Linked DNA regions of Homo sapiens: region 2 is linked to region 1. A link is a contact called in ENCODE Hi-C data. All regions are on one chromosome and are shown on one strand. The core of a region is the stretch at or near the end of the contact, and the rest is flanking DNA. Distances in the headings are between cores, read along the strand shown. Region 1 has its middle 4.8 kb from the start of LAMB4. Region 2 overlaps IMMP2L (inner mitochondrial membrane peptidase subunit 2).

Region 1 (6,119 bases), core at 1,197-3,696:
GGTTGTCAGGGTTGTGTCATGATAATTATTTTCCATAGAGATGGGAAGGACACAGTAAGAATATGAAAGTCATGCCTAACCGCTTAACCAGTTGTATTCAGGAGAGCTTGCTCATGGGTAGACAATGACTAGGGATCTTGGCTCTCTACTCTGTTTAGCCAAGCTCAGTCTTACTTCCATAGCACGTGGACAAAGGAGGAAGAGAGGGCAAATCTAGAGGTCTAGATTTACCCCTCTGCATCTAGTTACTCCAAAAAAAAGCAAATCCTTCCATCAAGCAATTTTTTACATCTTTGGGCCCATAGCTAATGTCACAGATTTCAAGAGAGATGGAAGAATGAAAACAATGATCTCTGCACTTCAGGCACCTTCCCTTCAGGGCATGTGGCGGACCAGGTGACTTCATACCCAACAATTAGAGATCTAGGACCAAGCCCTGTGGTGGTCTATAGACTATAATTACAAAGACAGATGCCACTGTGGGCTGAAATAGAGGAATCCTAGAAGAGGACCCTGGAAAATGAATGAAATTTGGAAAGGAAATAGATGGAAAGAGGGTAGAGCAGAAAGAATAATGCCCCCCACCAAGATGTGCATAGCCTAATTAATCCCTGGAACCTGTGAATATATGACATGGCAATAGTGACTTCAAAAATGTGATTAAGAATATAGAGACGGATATCCTGGATGATCCTAGTGGGCACAATAAAGTCACAGTGGTCCCTGTAAAAGGAAGGCAGGAGAATCCACCTTAGTAACAAGAGACATGACAATGGAAGCAAGAGGTTTGTGTGACACAAAGAAGGAGCCACAGAAGCTTCTGGAAGCTGAAAAAGGCAAGAGAATGGATTCTCCCCTCAGAGCCTCCAGAAGGAACCAGACCTGCCAACCCTTGGCTTTAGCTTAGTGAGACTGATTCCAAACTTCTGACTTCTTAACTGTAAGATAATAAATTTGTGTTGTTTTCAGTCACCAAGTTTGCGGTAGTTTTGTTACAGCAGCAAGAGGGAACTAATACAAGGGGAAACATTTAGTTTGGAAAAGCAAAAGTTCAACAAACTCAAATGGCAATGGCTTCTAAGTGATAACAGACCCACAATCCCAGTACTGGGGTTAGGAAGAAGAAAGATGGGTGCAAGGACTTCTGTAACAAAGTACCATGAACCGAGTAGTTTAAACAATAGAACTTTCCCAGGCACGGTGGCTCACGCCTGTAATCCCAGCACTTTGGGAGGCTGAGGCAGGTGGATCACCTGAGGTCAGGAGTTCAAGACCAGCCCGGCCAATGTGGCAAAACCGTCTCTACTAAAAATACAAAAAAATTAGCCGGGCCTGGTGGCGCACGCTGGTAGTCCCAGCTACTCGAGAGGCTGAGGCAGGAGAATTTCTTGAACTCAGGTGGCGGAGGTTACAGTGAGTCGAGATCATGGCACTGCACTCCAGCCTGGGCAACAGAGCAAGACTGTCTCAATAAAAAAAAAAAAAAAAAATAGAATTTTATCTTCTCACAGTTTTGGAGGCTAGAAGTCCAAGATCAAGGTGCCAGCAGGGCCATGCTTCCTCTGAAGGTGCTGGAAAAAGAGCTGTTCCAGGCCTCTCTCCTAGCTTCTGGTTCCTGGGCTTGTGGCAGCAGAACTCTAGTCTTCACGTGGTGTTTTTCTTATATACACGTCTCTGTATTTCCAAATTTCCCTTTTTGTATGTGAAAGGGGATACGAGTCATATTGGATTAGGGGCCCACCCCACTCCAGTATGACCTCATCTTAACTTTAATTACATCTACAATGACCCCCTTCTTAGATAAGTTCACACTCTGAGGTACTAGGAATTAGGACTTCCACATATGAATTTAGAGGGAGGGGTACAGTACACAATTCAACCCATAACATGTGGGAAATGGAAATATGATCTTATCAATGCCAATACCTCCTGTAGCTTCTATAATATGCCAGATGTGGGAGGGTTGCAAAGGAAACAGAAGGTCACTGCCTTTGAGGAACTGACATTTGTGCTTAGGCCTATGGTAGGCGGAGGAGATATAAGACTCCACATGATTTCAAGTCTGGGACCTGAATTCCTAGATCATCCAAGTGATGACAAATCCTGTAGCAGGACAAGGCAGAGAAGCACACCTGAAGACTGAGGAAGAGAATCAACAGATTCAGAAAAGAACTGATGCCAATTTGGGGAGCAGTTGTAATCGTACAATGCTTAGTTCTGAAAGAGTGCTTAGAGTTTTCTGAAAATCTTGTTCCTAACCATATTTTCATTCTCTAAGCTATTTTAATCACCTAAATCCCATATTGATTACTGAATGTGACGTGACCCCTTGGCTTTCCTCACCAATGATACCTTCCGGAAGTGAAAATTTGGAGCAGCACAAAGAGCTGCCTGAGAAAGCAGAACTGGCCTCCGGAGACGTGCTTGGGTAAGACACACTGAGTGATACAGGAAGCCACAAGACCAAGGTGAAAGTTTCTTGACATGACAAGAAGGGCAAAGCAGAAAAACCAAAGAATTAATGGAGATGGAAAGACAAGCAGAAGGGACTCTGAAACCCACAGATAAGTAGGCAGGTGAAAAACAATGAGAAAGCTACTCCCAGAAGCTGTTCCGATCTCTGCCCAGGTTGGACACTGGTTAGAACTGGGCAGTCTCCTTAAGATGTTTTAAACATGTGCTCTCATCCAGGCACATTCCACCTTCTCAGAGCACAGCCACTCTTGCCAAGCCCCAGCAAGCTTGTCTTCACTGCCTCTACCCGAACACTTCCTTGCTGTATCATTTCATTTCTGGGGATTAAGATAAAAACTGATTTCTGTCATCTTATCTTAAAAATAAGGTTGATAGCTAGCCAGTTGTTAAATACTTGTTCGGAATACCATGCTATGCAAATGCCCTTGTTACCCAGTACAGGATAAGAAGCATTTATTCAACAAATTTTGAGTGCAAATTACGTGCCAGTCACTATCTTAGGCATTGGGGATGGAAGGGTAAATAAGACAAAACCCATGTCCTTGAAGGCTTTACAGACTAGATGTGGAGGTATAAGGAGAGAGTCAGCCACACAGCAGGGATGGCAACTGCTAAAGTAGACACACACACGGGGGATTACATGCATCAGGAAATGGAAACACAGCCCAGAATGGAGGAGTAGAGAAAATGACCTGGAGGTGATACTGAGACTCTAGCAGCATGAAGTAGATCATTGCTTAACAAATTTTTCTGTAAAGTGTCAGCTAGTAGGAGTTTTTGGCTTTGCAGGTGGTATGGTCTCTCACAACTACTCAACTCTGCCATTGTAGCATAAACAAGGCAGCTGTAGACAATATGTAGATAATCAATTGGACAGTTCTAATTAAACTATTTGTGAGTGCAAAAATTTGTATTTCATATCATTGCTATATGTCACAAAATACTATTTTTTAAAATTTTTCTTAATATCTAAAAATGTAAAAGCCGTTCTTAGTTTGCAGGCCCCATAAAAGCAGGCAGTGGCCAGCATGGACCTGTGGGTTGTAGAGTGCTGATCCTTGATCTAGATAAAGTAGGCAAAACATTCCATGCAGGAGAAACCACATACACCACACAGGCACACTTAGGAATGCCAAGCAGATGTTAAGGGTTAATATTTTTAAAGGCAAAATCATGACTCTTATACAAATATAAAGCAAATATATACCAAAGATTCTATTCAATTTGTTCATTAATGAGAGAAACAAGAGAATGTTATGACCAGTTCAAAGGAGAAGTTTTTAAAAAACACACATGTATAGGCCATCAGAAATGCTGAAATCAATTGGCTGGTATCTGTATCTATCAATATCTATATGGCAATAATGAACTGCATCTCTACAGGACACGACTGGCATTTCCATGGACAAGAGTCGTTTGTACTACTATCAGTATTCTAAGAGTACAGAGTTGTAAAGTAGCTCAAACACAGAAATAAACAGGAAAGATATACTACATAAGATACCAAGTAATATTTTTGTTCATTTCAAAGATTTTCACAATTTTTCCTGGCACAGTTCAGCGTGATGGAAGGGAAGGTCCCTGGGAGGATTGGTTCTGCCATTTGATACCTGAGACTGGCCCCCAACAACCTGATCTTTACTACTCTACTTCCCCTGCTTTCTTGCTATTTCAGTTCATCTCGGGGGAATTAAAAGAAATGTTGATATCTGTGTGATGATAGGCAAGTTACTTAACTTCTTTGTGCCTCAGTTTCCTCATTTATAAAATGAGAATAATTTAGTGTCTACCTCACAGGTTGATGAGGGGATTAAATTATTTAGTACAACTTATTCTCTTACAAAACATTCCCATTCCCCCAGATTCACTGAAATCTTCAAGAGTGCTAGTGTGACTATGCCACAAAGCTACCACGCCAAACAACAAAAGAAACATGGCGTCCACTGTGGGCTGTTACAGTGAGGTGGCCGTGGACTAATGTGTGGCTTTAGCTGAGTCATTTAACTCTCTAGATTTTCATTTTTTCTCAAGGACAAAGAGAACTATAATTATCTCTAAAGTCCTAGCTGGGTCTCACACTGTAAGACTGGTTAATTTTTGCTTAGAAATGACACAGCTTTTGGCCGGGCGCGCTGGCTCACGCCTGTAATCCCAGCACTTCGGGAGGCCGAGGCAGGCAGATCACGAGGTCAGGAGATCAAGACCATCCTGGCTAACACGGTGAAACCCCGTTTCTACTAAAAAAATACAAAAAAATTAGCCGGGCATGGTAGCGTGTGCCTGTAGTTCCAGCTACTCGGGAGGCTGGGGCAGGAGAATGGCGTGAACCTGGGAGGCGGAGCTTGCAGTGAGCCGGGATCGCGCCACTGCACTCCAGCCTGGGCGACAGAGTGGGACTCCATCTCAAAGAAAAAGAAAGAAAGAAAGAAATGACACAGCTTTTACACATTTATCAACAACTGTAAAATTTGGTACATTTTAACACTTACCTATAAATGTTGCAATGTATTTTTAGATTGTTGCAGGGATTATAAGAACAATCAATGGACCTGAGTCTCCTCTCCTCCTCTCTCCTAAATGCCCTGCGAGCTCCATCTACCTCAGTCTCTGTAATTAGAGCACGCCAAGGCAGATTCTGAGGTGGAAGATGCCAGGATAACCTCAGGCCCAGGCCACTGCAGGCTGGATGGGTCTTCCTGTTAGGGGAAGAACTGGGAGAGTTGGTTATAAGAGAAGCCAAATGGTAAGTCCATTGGGGTTCTCTCCAGGTGCCAATGAGCCCTCTGTCTGGGGTCACTCTGAGACAATACAAAGGGGGTTGACAAGGGTTCTGTCAGGGAGGGTTTTGCCACTTCCTCGCTGCCTGAGGGCGTTGTAGGCAGTCCGCTCCCTTCTGTCCTTTCAGAGCTTTGGCAGAGTACGTCAGCTGCCTCAAGCCCTGGGATCTTAGCTTCATTCAGGTTCACTGAATCTAATTAAAGGCTGATTAGCTGTTTCAAGGTTTTCTGTGACTGAGTAATCCTCCACACTTCCTGTCAGGACTTGCAAGCCTCGCTGTGCCCAGTGAAGACTCCTTAGCCCTCATGGAATCCCGACTGTGGGCAAGTCTTTTTAGGAACAACCTCCTCAGCCCTGCAGTTAGGTGGGCCACCGCGCGGGAATGACGGGCAAGGCCACAGCGAGAGAAGGCTCACCAAGCAGTTCTGGTTGAGATGAGGCTGCGCCAGGAATTTCTTCCCAGGCTGACTTCTGAGGAAATACCTCGTCTTAAGGAAGAGATGAAATATTCACCTCTCTCACATTTAACTTTAGTTCAACCGAAGGCATTAACATGTATACTTGCAACAAATGAATTCTGATAGGTCAATTTTACCTAATGGAATCTGTTGGTTTTTAAGGTTCTGTGACTGAAGAAATAGAGACTAAAGAAAAATTACAGGCGTATATAGACTAAAGAAAAGAACCAGAGAATGAGGAGGAGGGATCTGGAAAGATAGTTACCAAAAAATTTGAGGCTTTCAAGGATTTTTACTTTCTTTTTCCTTTGAATTTTTATATTGTCCGATTTTGGGTAAAAGAGCATATACTACTCTCCAGGAAAAGCAATAAAGCTATTTTCCTTTTAATAAAAAAGATATCAACAC
Region 2 (6,119 bases), core at 1,290-3,789, 3.4 Mb before region 1:
AACAAAAGAAAACAAACACATATGAACATTTTGAACCTCTGGAAACCCTGCAAGGTTTCACAGATGAAAAATTTTGCTTACTGAGATAAAGTAATTTCCACACTGTTGAATCACGATTTGAACTGAGGTCTTGGATTCAAAGCCCACCAGGTTTTCACTGACTTTCCCTCTTTGCTGATGCTGCTTCTGAAGAGCACCTTGGATAGGATGGGGCCTGCTTTTCCACTGAATCAGAGGGAAGGGTGTGCATAAATGCATGATGTTTGCAAGTTGAAGGAGTCCTTACCAAAAATCAGGAAGCCTTTATGAATTTCTGTATCCTAGTTGTTTCCTGGTTGTATTTTCTCTCTACATCAGTTGTACTAGAGCATGACCTTCAAATTCATTTGTTTTTACATATTGCTGACTTAAGATTGAATACATCAGTTTTAACCTCTCTTCTCTTAGTATCCAGATGCTTATCAGTTTACCAACAGAAAGTCACAATTATCTCCATGAAAGAAGCAATTTTATAGGGCTTAGCTTCATCATTGTATCAGTGTTGACTTTTTTATTGGGTATCTTTGCCAAAAAATGACTAACTTTATGCCTTACATAATTACATTTCTCCTCCTTTATTATTTTTGGCTGGTTTTCCTCTTTCTTTCTTATTTCTTTTTTTGTGTATGTGCCATTTTGGTCTTTCCTGAGAATTTTCAAGTGAGAACTACTAGGTCAGACAAGACTAAAGATAAAGAATTTGATACTGGTATTCATGTTCTAAAGAGTACTAAGTGTCTGTTTATAAAATATTGTTTACTTATAATGTGAAAGGAGCAAGATAGTCCTGAAAAAATTTTTTAAATTGCTTTCTATAGATTACTTGCCAGGATCTGCTTCCAGTGGAACCAAAATTGTTGTAATTCATCAGTTTTTCTTTTTTATCCTTGTATTAGACCACATGTATCCAAATGTCTCCTGATTTTTCACATGCTTAGGCTCTGTTTGCCGAGCCAGGTTATTGGTACCAGGGGCTGCTAGAAAGATCCGTGGAGGATGATAGCTGGATTATTTATGGTCATATACTTGTTTCTTGTGACCTTGTCACAGGTCCCTCTGGGGAGGAAGTATGGCTTGGTCAATCTGGTGTCTTAACATAGTGTCTAGCACAAAGTAGGCACTTAATGTTGAAAGAATGAAAATGCAAACTCTACGTGGAGAAAGGACCATGCTGACCTTGTTCTATAACACATATTTATCTCTTAGCACAATTCCATGGTGCATGGTAGGTACACATATACTGACTGATTCAGGAATTGTGTGTCAGATTTGCTTGGATCCCTACTCTTGTGTTCTCTGATATTCATAGTTTGATGGTTTCCTCTTTATAAATAAAATCTTGATTTTGTGTAGGCTTATGATGATTGAAAGGTTACATTTTACATAAGATACTGCTTTATAACTTATTATTTTCCTCTTACCTTCAAACCTCCCACACAACTTTTAAATAGTTTTTATAATTAGGATGACTTGTGGTGGATTTATCCACCTGGTTGCCATGGATGAGTGATTGGTGACTTTGTACAAGCTAAAATATAAGCAGGCTTAAGAACAATTTTAGATGAATTAATGCATGATCAAGCCACAAGTTGTTACGGGAAGGAGAGAAATTTACAGTGTGGGTTGTTATGTGGTTGAGGTCAGCATCACCAAGAAACTCTCACTTGTAAGTGCTGTATGCCAGGTGGCAAATATGGTTTCACTTGATTCTGAAAGCTTATTTAAAAAATATTCTCAGTTTAAGCACTTCAACAATGAACTGGGTGTACTTACAATTTTAAGCAATAATTTTCTCAGGAGCAGTGTTTTGAACCTCAGTGACTTCCATAGTTACAAGAAGAATGAGGTAACTGATAAAAATTATTCCCTTTTTGCTGGGGGTGATTTTAGTACCTGATTGTTATTGCTTAGATGAAATTTTCCCAGAGGAAGTCGGGGCTAGGTACTTATTACTGTGGTGGTTTTAAACATTTAAGGTGTGAACAAAAGACCGGATCATCTGAATGATTCTTTGGCAATTTACATAGACAAGGAGGTGCATTAACTTTGCCAATATGTGAATGCCATAAAACTTTAAGAAAATTATTGGATATGACAACATAGAAATGTTGTGTTCATTTCTTCATGTATGAATGGCTTCTTTAGTATTTACATGATAGAAGCTTTTAACAGTGTTTTATTATTATGAAATATAGGTGCCCCTCACAATTCAGATAAAACAGGACTGAATTGAGCGTTTTCTTTTGAGCCTCTGAAAATAGCAACCACTTGTACCTTGTTTCCAGGGTAGCTTTTATTGCTCTTGCTTCCTTGGCTTGGAGCAGGATCAGCACATATCAGATTGAGACATCTCCCACATGCTCCTTTATAATCTCTCAGAAAAACACTTGCCCTGACTTTGTTGTGCAGGCGATGGTAGCAATGCTCTGGTCAGCAGTCAGGTTGTGGAAATGAGAAGTGAAAGAGCAACGGTGTTCAGGTCTTTATCTATATTTAAAATGTTCTTTTACATCATTGGCACTGGTTTCAGCTCCCTCACTGTTGGGTCTTTTAACCAGTTGTTTAAAAAAAGTTAATTCTCTTTTATTTTCAATACTTAAAAAAGTCTCAAACCATAAAGGCAACTCACTTTTTCTTAGTCAATAGTGATCTCAGTGTTTGTTTTAGTATCTGCCAAAGTTCTTAAGAAACAGTTAAAAGACAATAAAAAGTTATAGAAATAAAGAATTCTGGCTTAGAAAGAACCTTAGATATTAAATCTACCCCCCCCCCCTTTTTGGAGACAGGGTCTTGTTTGGTCACCTAGGCTGTAGTGTGGTGGCACAGTCATAGCTCACTGCAGTCTCAAACTCCTTAGCTCAAGCAGTCCTTCCACCTCAGCCTCCCAAGTAGATAGGACTACAGGTGTATGCTACCATGCCTTGCTAATTTTTAAATTTTTAGAGATGGAAGTCTTGCTGTGTTGCTCAGGCTGGCCTCGAACTCCTGACCTGAAGTGACCCTCTTGCTTGGCCTCCCAAATAAGCCCCTTCTTGTCACACATGAGGAAACAGGCCAGAAGTGACTTGTTCAAAGTCATGGAACTGGTTATAGACAGAGACAGATATCTACCTCAGGTCTCCTGAGTCTCATTACCATGCTCCTTTTTGGGGACCAGTGACTACATGGAGTAGAAGTAATGTAGGAGAGCATTACTGGAAAAGAAGAGGAGGCTCACAATTCAGGAAATGTGAATTTAATGCAACTTTTATTAATGTTTCCCCCTTAATTTACATTTTAATCATGCATACTACCTTATAACTAAGATAGCTGTGGCATCATATTTGGAAGCATTCCGTTTCTGTCCTGCAGGTATCCTCAGCTGTTTTGTGAAGGTCCATGCATGCAGGGCATGATGAACAGCAAAGAGAAGACATGTTTCCATTCTGTGCCTCTTAAAATAAAAGTAGCGAATATTTGACAGAACTTTCCAGAAGTTTCCAGAAATATAGATAGCCTGCACTGGCTACATAAACAACATTATAGTCAGTTAAATATATTGATTGCTGCATAAACAGGAAAGAATCTTGCTCAGTGTTATTTGTACTACTTAGAGCAGCAGAGATTGGGGTGAGAGTGTGGTTTGTTCATTGTGATGGGATAGAAATTAACACTAGTGTTACCCCGTATTATCTGTATATCATAGTGACTTCCTAGGGCAGATACCATCTTTCTGTTTTAGAAACCAGCAAAAATTCAAAGAAGAAAATAGTAATCGTCTCCATTCCTAGCATATAGAATTAACCACTGCTAGCATTTTGATGCTGCTTTCTTCCCTCTTTTGGTATACTTTAATAATTACACAAGTAACATATGAGTGGTTATTAAACAATTAAAACAATATAAATATTCAATTTTAAATACTTTTATGTGCACATATAAATGTATGTTGAAATGTAAGGTATTGTTTAGTGAGAGTTTTTGAATGGTACTATACTGTATGCTTAGCCATCTTTATATCCTCTGTACTTAGCATTGCTGCTTGATAGCAAATAAATGCTTACTGAATTAAAAATTCACGTAATAAATTCTGTATATACTCTATCCAAACTGAACTTATTTTAGTTTCTTAAACAGCTACATTTTATTTTGCCCCTAGGCCTTCATATATGTTACTGCTTTTACCTGAAATGCCGAGGTCTTGCCTCAAATGCCATTTTTTGGGGGTGGGGGTGGAGTGGGGCAGGCCTTCCTTGATCATTTTCTGATGAATAGACAGCCTTGCTTCATGCTGTCATGCTTCAGGGCCATCGTCCCTTTTAATGCTCATCCATTGGAAATAATTGTTGAAGGGCAGTCTTCCTTGGTATATTGTAACTCCTTGAGGGCAGGGAGCACATCTGCTTGTTTGCCAAAAAAAAAGTTTGAGGAATGGAATTATGAGCATAATTTTAGTATTAAATATTTTGACATGTAATTCAAGAGAACAACAGAATAGCAGTGCTTTGACAGGCTACCACGGCCCCTTGACACTTTCTTATCTCCTTCCTTCTCCCACCATTGTCCATCTATTTCCAGATCCTGTCAGTTTAACTTCCAAAATATATACATAAATCTGCCCATTTTAATCCATCTCCACTATCATGCTACTCCAACTATCATCTCTTGCCCTGGACCACTAGAATAATGTGGTTTCCCTATATCCATTTTTGTCCTATCCAGGCTTTCAGATAGATGATTATTTCAAAATGCAGATAGGATCATTCACCTCAATTTTAGAACATTTCAGTTACTTCTCATTTGCTGCAAATCCTTACGGGGCCTGTGAGGTCTTAACTGCTCTGGGATTTACATTGCCTCCTCCCATTCATGTCCCACTGTGCTCTTCCACTTCCTGTGTGCTTTATCTGCACCAGCCTCCCTTCAGTTGTCCATCACAACATGGCCACTCCTGACCCAGGGACTTTGGCATGTGACATGGCTGCTCTCTGGAATACCCTTGCCTACCCACAGTTCTTTATCTAGAGAAGTTCTCCTCATTTTTCAGTTCAGCCTCTTCCTCAAAGACCTTTCCTGACCTCTGTGTATCTCTCTTATAGCACTTATTACAACTCTTATGTATGTTTATGTGATTTTCAGATTGACCCTTATCACTCCATAGTTGACTGTAAAAACTTGATAAGATCAGGGACTGGGACTGGCCTTGTTCACTGTTTTATGATTCCCTGGTACCTAACACAGTGCTTGTGGAAGACCGTTAGTAAATACTGGTTGAAAGAATGAATGAGCCAGGTAGTAAGTGACTGGGTAGATGAGTGGATGGATGATTGAACTGCCTTAGTGGGGCAAAGAGAAAATCCACTGGAAGTCATTTTCTGATGGAACCACGTAGAGGTTACAAAGTAGGATCTGGTAGTGGTGTTCATTTTCTGTGCAATGTTTGTTCTGCAGATACTTTTTCTTAATCTAGTAAGGAGGTAAACTAAATGTGAGGAGACATTCAGGGTGATATTTCTTTGCTAACTTTTCCCCTGTTTTCATTTTCAGAAGGTAATAAACTTGAGGAGTGAGTAAACAGCTGACCTTTAAACACCCAAATATCAGTATTTTCCAGACTTGCTCTATTAAGGGAATCACCTGAAGTGTTTGATTTTGGAGGTCTGAGTCGGAGTGGGGATCTTCATTTTTAAGCATGTCAGTCAAGGCAAGCTTGGGGAACACTACCCTGGAATTATTATCTGGGAGTTGTATATGACTTAAACATAAGTGTAGACCACTTAAAATAACTTTGAAGCTATCAAACTGGTCAAAGAGGAATTGATTATTTACTGTTGAGCCGTTTCCTTTCTCTTCTACGTAGTAACTATTTTTTTTCCTATGTACATGGGAGCATTTTATAAATTATTTGTGGATTCAGATATTTTATAATCTGAAATCTTTGGATTTATTTATTTATTTATATATATTTTGGAAACAATAAAAAGAATAGATGTGGAGGTCATTCCGTTTTTAAATTTATTATAAGACTGATGTTTGTGTTGCTAAACCTGTGGTTAGAAGTGTTTTCAGAGAGACTGAGCTAATGAAATCTAATATTGAGG

Evidence for each region. A loop is a pair of places that touch in the nucleus more often than their neighbours do. Pooled maps may share reads with other maps.
Region 2: a pooled map shows a loop between it and region 1 (5-fold over the local background). The contact joins two enhancer-like sites. A Hi-C loop is called at or near these places in 2 of 50 pooled maps.

What each region holds. Positions count from the first base shown.
Region 1 is chr7:108,132,123-108,138,241 of GRCh38, reverse strand. No RefSeq gene overlaps it. Among named protein-coding and RNA genes, the nearest start is that of LAMB4, 4.8 kb to the right of the region's middle. Within about 2 kb of position 2,446, at least 4 of the 41 ENCODE cell types and tissues checked have a DNase peak (open chromatin) inside an H3K27ac peak, as active enhancers do.
Region 2 is chr7:111,524,116-111,530,234 of GRCh38, reverse strand. The region is part of intron 1 of IMMP2L (inner mitochondrial membrane peptidase subunit 2); the gene reads left to right. Among named protein-coding and RNA genes, the nearest start is that of IMMP2L, 35 kb to the left of the region's middle. RefSeq lists enhancers at 2,585-2,634, 2,955-3,024. Within about 2 kb of position 2,539, at least 2 of the 41 ENCODE cell types and tissues checked have a DNase peak (open chromatin) inside an H3K27ac peak, as active enhancers do.